2 separate regions of the Homo sapiens genome follow, and region 1 is linked to region 2. A link is an interaction called in ENCODE POLR2A ChIA-PET data of the cell type or tissue named here. Cell type or tissue: MCF 10A. All regions are shown on one strand. Links, peaks and the distances in the headings refer to the core of each region. The heading gives the core; the rest is flanking DNA.

Region 1 (2,907 bases), core at 252-2,751, 1.1 Mb before region 2:
CTGCAGGCTGCTGTGCCAGTTTGAGGCCAGTTTTTTGTTTTGTTTTGTTTTTGAGATACAGTCTTGCTCTGTCAACCAGGCTGGAGTGTGGTGGTGAGATTTTGGCTCACTGCAACCTCCTGAGTAGTTGGGACTATAGCTACTACAGGTGGGACTACTTAGCCTCCTGAGTAACTGGTACTATAGGCATGCACCACCACCACACCCAGCTAATTTTTGTATTTTTAGTAGAGACAGGCTTTCACCATGTTGTCCAGGCTGATCTCAAACTCCTGGCCTCAAGTGATCTGCCCGCCTTGGGCTCTCAGAGTGCTAGGATTACAGGTGTAGCCACTGTGCTTGGTCAAGGCCAGGTTGTTAATGGCCTGTAGTGCAGTGCTAAAAAGATTTCATTTTGTGGGCAGAGAAGCCACTGGAGACTTTTAGGCAGGAAGATGACATGATTGTATTTTGGGAAGCTAAATGTGGAAATTGAAGGGGGAGAACCTGGTTCAGGGACATCGGGAGACTCTTGTAATATCATAGACATGGTTTAGGGCTGAGCTAAGGATTAGGTCAGTGGGGATAGAGAGGACAGGATGAATCTGAGAGAGACTGGAGAAACAGAATTAACCAGACATAATGACTAAATTGGTTGTTGAGAACAAGAGAGGGAGTTGTTGCGGATGACTCAGTTTTCTATTTTGAGTGGATGGTGGTGCCAATAGCAAAGAGAGAATATAGAAGAAGAACTTTTTTTTGTTTGTTTGTTTTTGGTGGGGGAGATACCAAGTGTGTTTTGGGTCATATTGAACTTGAGGGCTCTGTGGCAGTTAGCAGACAGTGAGATATGAGTCTGAAGTTCAGAAGAGTTTCTGTCTAGGGGCAGTAAGTATGAGTGGTAGTTGAAGTTGTGGGAATGGTTGAGGTCTCCCAGCCACGCTTACAGAAGGCTGAAAATAATGACAGAGGAGATGAGAAGGATTGACGTGCAAGGGTAGGAGAGAATGTTGCCCAGGAAGCTAGGAAAGGAGAAAATTCCAGGAAAAGGATTGACAATCTCAGTTGCTACAGGGAGATCAAGTTAGGATGAGCTTGGGAAATGCACCTTGAGGTTGTGTAGGACATTGGGGTCACCAGGGCTCTTTTAAAGTGTGAGCAGCTTCAGTGGAGTGGTAGGGATGGAGCCAGATAGCAATGGATCGAGAAGTAGATGGGAAGTGAAGATAGAGAATGTGTACTCACTTTGAGTAGTTCAGCAGAGAAAGGAAGAATACAGAATGGTGGCAGCTTGTGGAAGAGGTAGCAGGGACTTGTTTTTCCTAGAATGGAAGTCTTGTTTATGGGTTTTCTGATGCCATGTAAGATCCAGTAGACAGGGTGCAATGAAGACACAAGAGAAAAGACGATTGCTAAATCAAGTCCTCAGAGGAGAGGGGAAGGGGTGGGCCCTGAAAAGAAGGGGATACCATTTTCTTTAAAGAGGAATGTTGGAAGAAAGGAAGGAATTTAGGAAGAAAGAGATAATGACATATGCATGCAGATATATCTAAATTTTCAAAGAAATTCTTACCTAATAGGGCCAGTTTTCTTTTTCAGCAAGGTTATCTGCTGAGAGGTGGGAATGCTGGTGTTGGCTTGGGTGGGAGTAAGGACTTGAAAATGTAAAGGAAGCTTGAAATAACTGTTAAGAGGAAAGAGGAAGACAGTGGAACTGAAATAAGCTCCAAGAGTGTTGAGTACCCTCTGAACTGAAATCCTACACTATAAGCCTCCCCTTCATCTTTCTCATAATAATAATGGCTGACATTTATTGAGTGCTTTATACAAGGCACTGTTCTAAGTGCTTTTCAGGCATTCTCATGTGATTTTTACAACAATCCTGTTAGAAAGTTATTGTTATTATCCCTTTCTTCCAGAAGAGGAAATTGAGGCATAGAGGATTAGTAGCGCTTGTATTTGATGAATCTCTTACGTCTGCAGAAATGGATTCCTTTTCCTGAGGCATCAGAGAAGACAGAAATTTAATCCCAACTCCCGGTTTCTGAACCTTGAGAGCCTAGAGTCTAGGGTTGCTAAGGAGGGAATCTTACCATGCCAGTTTGTGGGCATGATGGTGGCATGGAGGGGGCAGGACAGTGGGATCACTGTTGCTGTCAGCTTTTGACAACTACATAGGGAAACTCGGATATTCTTGAGTGATTTTTCCAGCATCCTGACTAGAAAGACAAGTGACCGATAGTGATTTGTCAGGTATTGTGGGCTGAGATTGTGTCATCTGAGAGGTGAATAAGAAGAGAGACCTTGTCCCTGTTCCTATCACCTAGAAAAGGAGAATTTTTTCTTGGCAGAGAGACAGGCAGATCTAAAACCTTATATAATAACATAATGATTATTAACTCACCTTATGTGTTTTCTCAGTTTGTGTGACAGATACAATTTGTAGGTAAGCTGTATACCTGACTTGAGTGAAAGGAGAGAGTGATGGGATGGCGTGGATGGAAGAGAAACGGACTTACCTTTTCCTGCTGCAGCCACTGAAGCATCATCTCTGTGTCCTTCCTTTTGAGGTTGCCATGGATACGCCTTTGCATGGTGGTTTGAGGAGATTGATTTCCATTATGATCAGATGATGACGTGGGTTTAAAAAGAGAAAGGATGGAATGCTCTGCTTTTGGGGAGTGGCCGGCGAGCTGCCCAAAAGGCAGAGCCCAGTACAGCCGATAGGGCTGTGGCTTTGTTGGCTGCTTTGGCTTTTGCTGAAGTTGTGAAATGGTGCATCTCTCTCTTTAGAGCGCAGGCTCAGGGTTCCCTGTCTACAGGGTCCTAGTGCCAGGAACTTGCTGGTTGATTCAGGGGGAGGAATCAGCAGGAACTTCGAACAGCCTAAGTAGGACTTCTGATACCACTGAGAGGATTGAGGTTCTT
Region 2 (2,907 bases), core at 87-2,586:
AGGGAAAACCACAGCAGAAGAGAGATGAGACTAGGAGAGTAGGCAAGCTTCTTTGCTGGAGTTGGCTCTGATGCTTCTGCAGCCAAGATTCACAGCCTCCTTAAGGCTAGGATTTTTTTTTTTTTTCTCAAAAGAAGCCCAATTATTTCAAGTACTGATTCCAGGGAGATATTTCCCACGGATTCCCTGTGTGTTGCTGGGATCAACATCCTTAGAGCGAAAGCCATTTGTATGAAGGCAGAAAAAATGTTCTGCAGAAGCATCTCATACCCTGTGGGTGAGGGAGGAGTGAGCAGGAATTGGCCCTACTTTTCTGGAAGACAATTTGCCAGTTGTCTATCAAAATTTTACATATACTTTGGCACACAATTACACTCGTTGGAATTTATCTCACAGACACATTCACATTTATATAGTCAAGGATGTTGACTCCAACAACATTGGTATAAGTAAAAAGTTGGAAACTGCCTACATGCTCATGGATAGGGGACAAATCGACTAACTCAAGGTCCTCCCTTACAATGGAGTACTATACAGCCTTGAAAAAGAATGACAAGATCTTTATGTCAGGACATGGCACAATCTCTAAGTTATTTCAAGTGAAAAAATAATAATAATAATAATATTGCAGAACAATGTGTATGGTTGGATATACATAAAATTCTTCTGAAAGAATACCCAAGAAACTTAAATGTGGCTACCTCAGGAGCTAGGAATGAAGGTAGGTGGAGAGGAGGGACTTTTACTTTTCAATTTAGAATATACCCTGTTGTGCTAGTTGACTTTCCTCCTACTGTTAACAAGTATTACAGTCCTTTTTAATTTAAATTATTTTTCCTAGCACAAATTTAAAAAAAAAAAACTTAAAATGGAAAAACACACAGGCGTGAGCAAAAGAAATGAATGGCAATAATCTCTGTGGTTTACTGAGTGCGCCTGGACATTTATGTGCTCTCAGTTTCTCTCCACAGGAAATGCACAGGTGAGAAACTGACGTTAAGGGGGACTGAGTGTCAAGCTAGTTAGTGGCAGAGGGCAGATTCAAACCCAACACGGTCCTCCCCTGCTGCCCCTCGGCCTCTGCCTCCAGGTGGGAAGCGCATCTACCGGACGGTCGGCCCGGTGAGGCGCAGCGCCCCAGACTGGCGCATCCGCGGCCCCAGCGCTCCACGCCTGGGGAGCGCGCGCGCACGCAGCGGCGCGAGCCTGGCGGCGGCGGCGACAACAACAACGTCACAGCTCGAGCTTTCCTTTTCGGGAGTCCCCGGCACACATCCTGTGTCCATGTTTGGGCATTTACGTCACGGCGGCAGGGCCGGGGCCTCCCAAAATGGCAGTGGCCCGGGGAGTCGGAAGCCCGGAGCCAGCGCCGCCGCAGCTATATAAGTGGGGGGGCTGTGGGCTGGGGGAGCCCGGCAGCGCTTTGGAGAGGCGAGGAGCCGCCGCCCGAGGCCGGTGCGGGCGAGCGAGGGCGCCGCGGCTCCCCGACTCCTTTCCCAGAGGTGAGTGCCCGAAGCCAGGAGCCCGGGCGCCTAGGTCTGTGCGCTGCGGGGAACCCCTACCGCCAGCCTCCCCGCCACCCGCGCGCCCCCAAGCCCAGCGGGCGAGGCCCCGGGCGCCCCACAGCCGGCGCCGCGCCATGCTCCACCTTAGCGAGTTTTCCGAACCCGACGCGCTCCTCGTCAAGTCCACTGAAGGCTGTTGCGCCGAACCCAGCGCTGAATTGCCCCGGCTGCCTGCCAGGGACGCTCCCGCGGCCACCGGCTACCCTGGAGGTAAGGAGGGCGAGCAGGGGTGCTCAGACGACGACGGCGCAGCGCGGGGGCGCACCATACCTGAGAACCAGGAGGGACTGGGACATTGGAGCTATGAGAATAGGGGCGATGGGAAGCTTAGGAGTCCTGGGGTGCGCACCCCCATTCCCACCCACACTGGGCCGCCAGCGCCTCCGCAGGAACCTGTGCGGTTATCGGAGCGCCCTTTTGCCTGTGCACGTGTGTTTTGCGTGTGCATGTTTCTATGTGCTCCTTGGGACGTATGCGGGCCCCTGCTGAATCAGAATGTGCAAAAGGCACTTTGTGTATATCCGTGGGCACCAAGAGTTTTGTAGGTAGGGGCTGTGGACTCAGGTGCACCCTTTGATGTGCCCAGAGCTGATTCCTGCTCCCTCCTCAGCAGGCGACTTCTTGAGCTGGGCTTTGAACAGCTGCGGCGCAAGTGGGGACTTAGCCGACTCCTGCTTCCTGGAGGGGCCTGCGCCCACACCCCCTCCCGGCCTCAGCTACAGCGGTAGCTTCTTCATTCAGGCAGTGCCCGAACACCCGCACGACCCGGAGGCACTCTTCAACCTCATGTCGGGCATCTTAGGCCTGGCACCCTTCCCCGGTCCAGAGGCAGCAGCGTCCAGATCCCCGCTGGATGCCCCTTTTCCTGCGGGGTCCGATGCCTTGCTGCCGGGTCCGCCGGACCTTTACTCCCCGGATCTGGGCGCTGCCCCTTTCCCAGAGGCGTTCTGGGAGGCCTCGCCTTGCGCGGGTGCCCCCTCGCAGTGCCTGTATGAGCCTCAGCTCTCCCCGCCCGACGTCAAGCCCGGCCTCCGGGCGCCTCCCGCCTCGCCAGCGCTGGACGCTGTCTCTGCCTTCAAGGGTCCCTACGCGCCCTGGGAGCTGCTTTCTGTGGGGGCCCCAGGGAACTGTGGGTCACAGGGAGACTACCAGGCCGCCCCGGAGGCTCGTTTTCCCGTAATAGGGACCAAGATTGAGGACTTGCTGTCCATCAGCTGCCCTGCGGAACTGCCGGCCGTCCCAGCCAACAGACTCTATCCCAGCGGGGCCTATGACGCTTTCCCGCTGGCCCCGGGTGACTTAGGGGAGGGGGCTGAGGGCCTCCCTGGGCTCCTGACCCCTC

The links. ChIA-PET counts read pairs that join two places held together with the same protein. Peaks named below come from ENCODE experiments on the same cell type or tissue, not always from the same donor. Only the 100,000 strongest peaks of a DNase experiment are listed, where the experiment ranks them.
Region 1: POLR2A ChIA-PET joins it to region 2 with 6 read pairs; 2 of 35 experiments call an interaction of 5 or more read pairs at or near these places.

What each region holds. Positions count from the first base shown.
Region 1 is chr2:74,385,342-74,388,248 of GRCh38, reverse strand. DCTN1-AS1 (DCTN1 antisense RNA 1) reads right to left here and starts at 2,746. Exons shown (of 3, transcript NR_158174.1): 1 at 2,499-2,746. It also overlaps a transcript of DCTN1 not described here. In MCF 10A, for the core only: no CTCF peak of the experiment used is centred there; no DNase peak of the experiment used is centred there.
Region 2 is chr2:73,292,050-73,294,956 of GRCh38, reverse strand. It overlaps EGR4 (early growth response 4), which reads left to right and starts at 1,409. Exons shown (of 2, transcript NM_001965.4): 1 at 1,409-1,775; 2 at 2,176-2,907. The coding sequence starts at 1,640. RefSeq lists a silencer at 1,047-1,126. In MCF 10A, for the core only: no CTCF peak of the experiment used is centred there; a DNase peak (open chromatin) is centred at 1,266.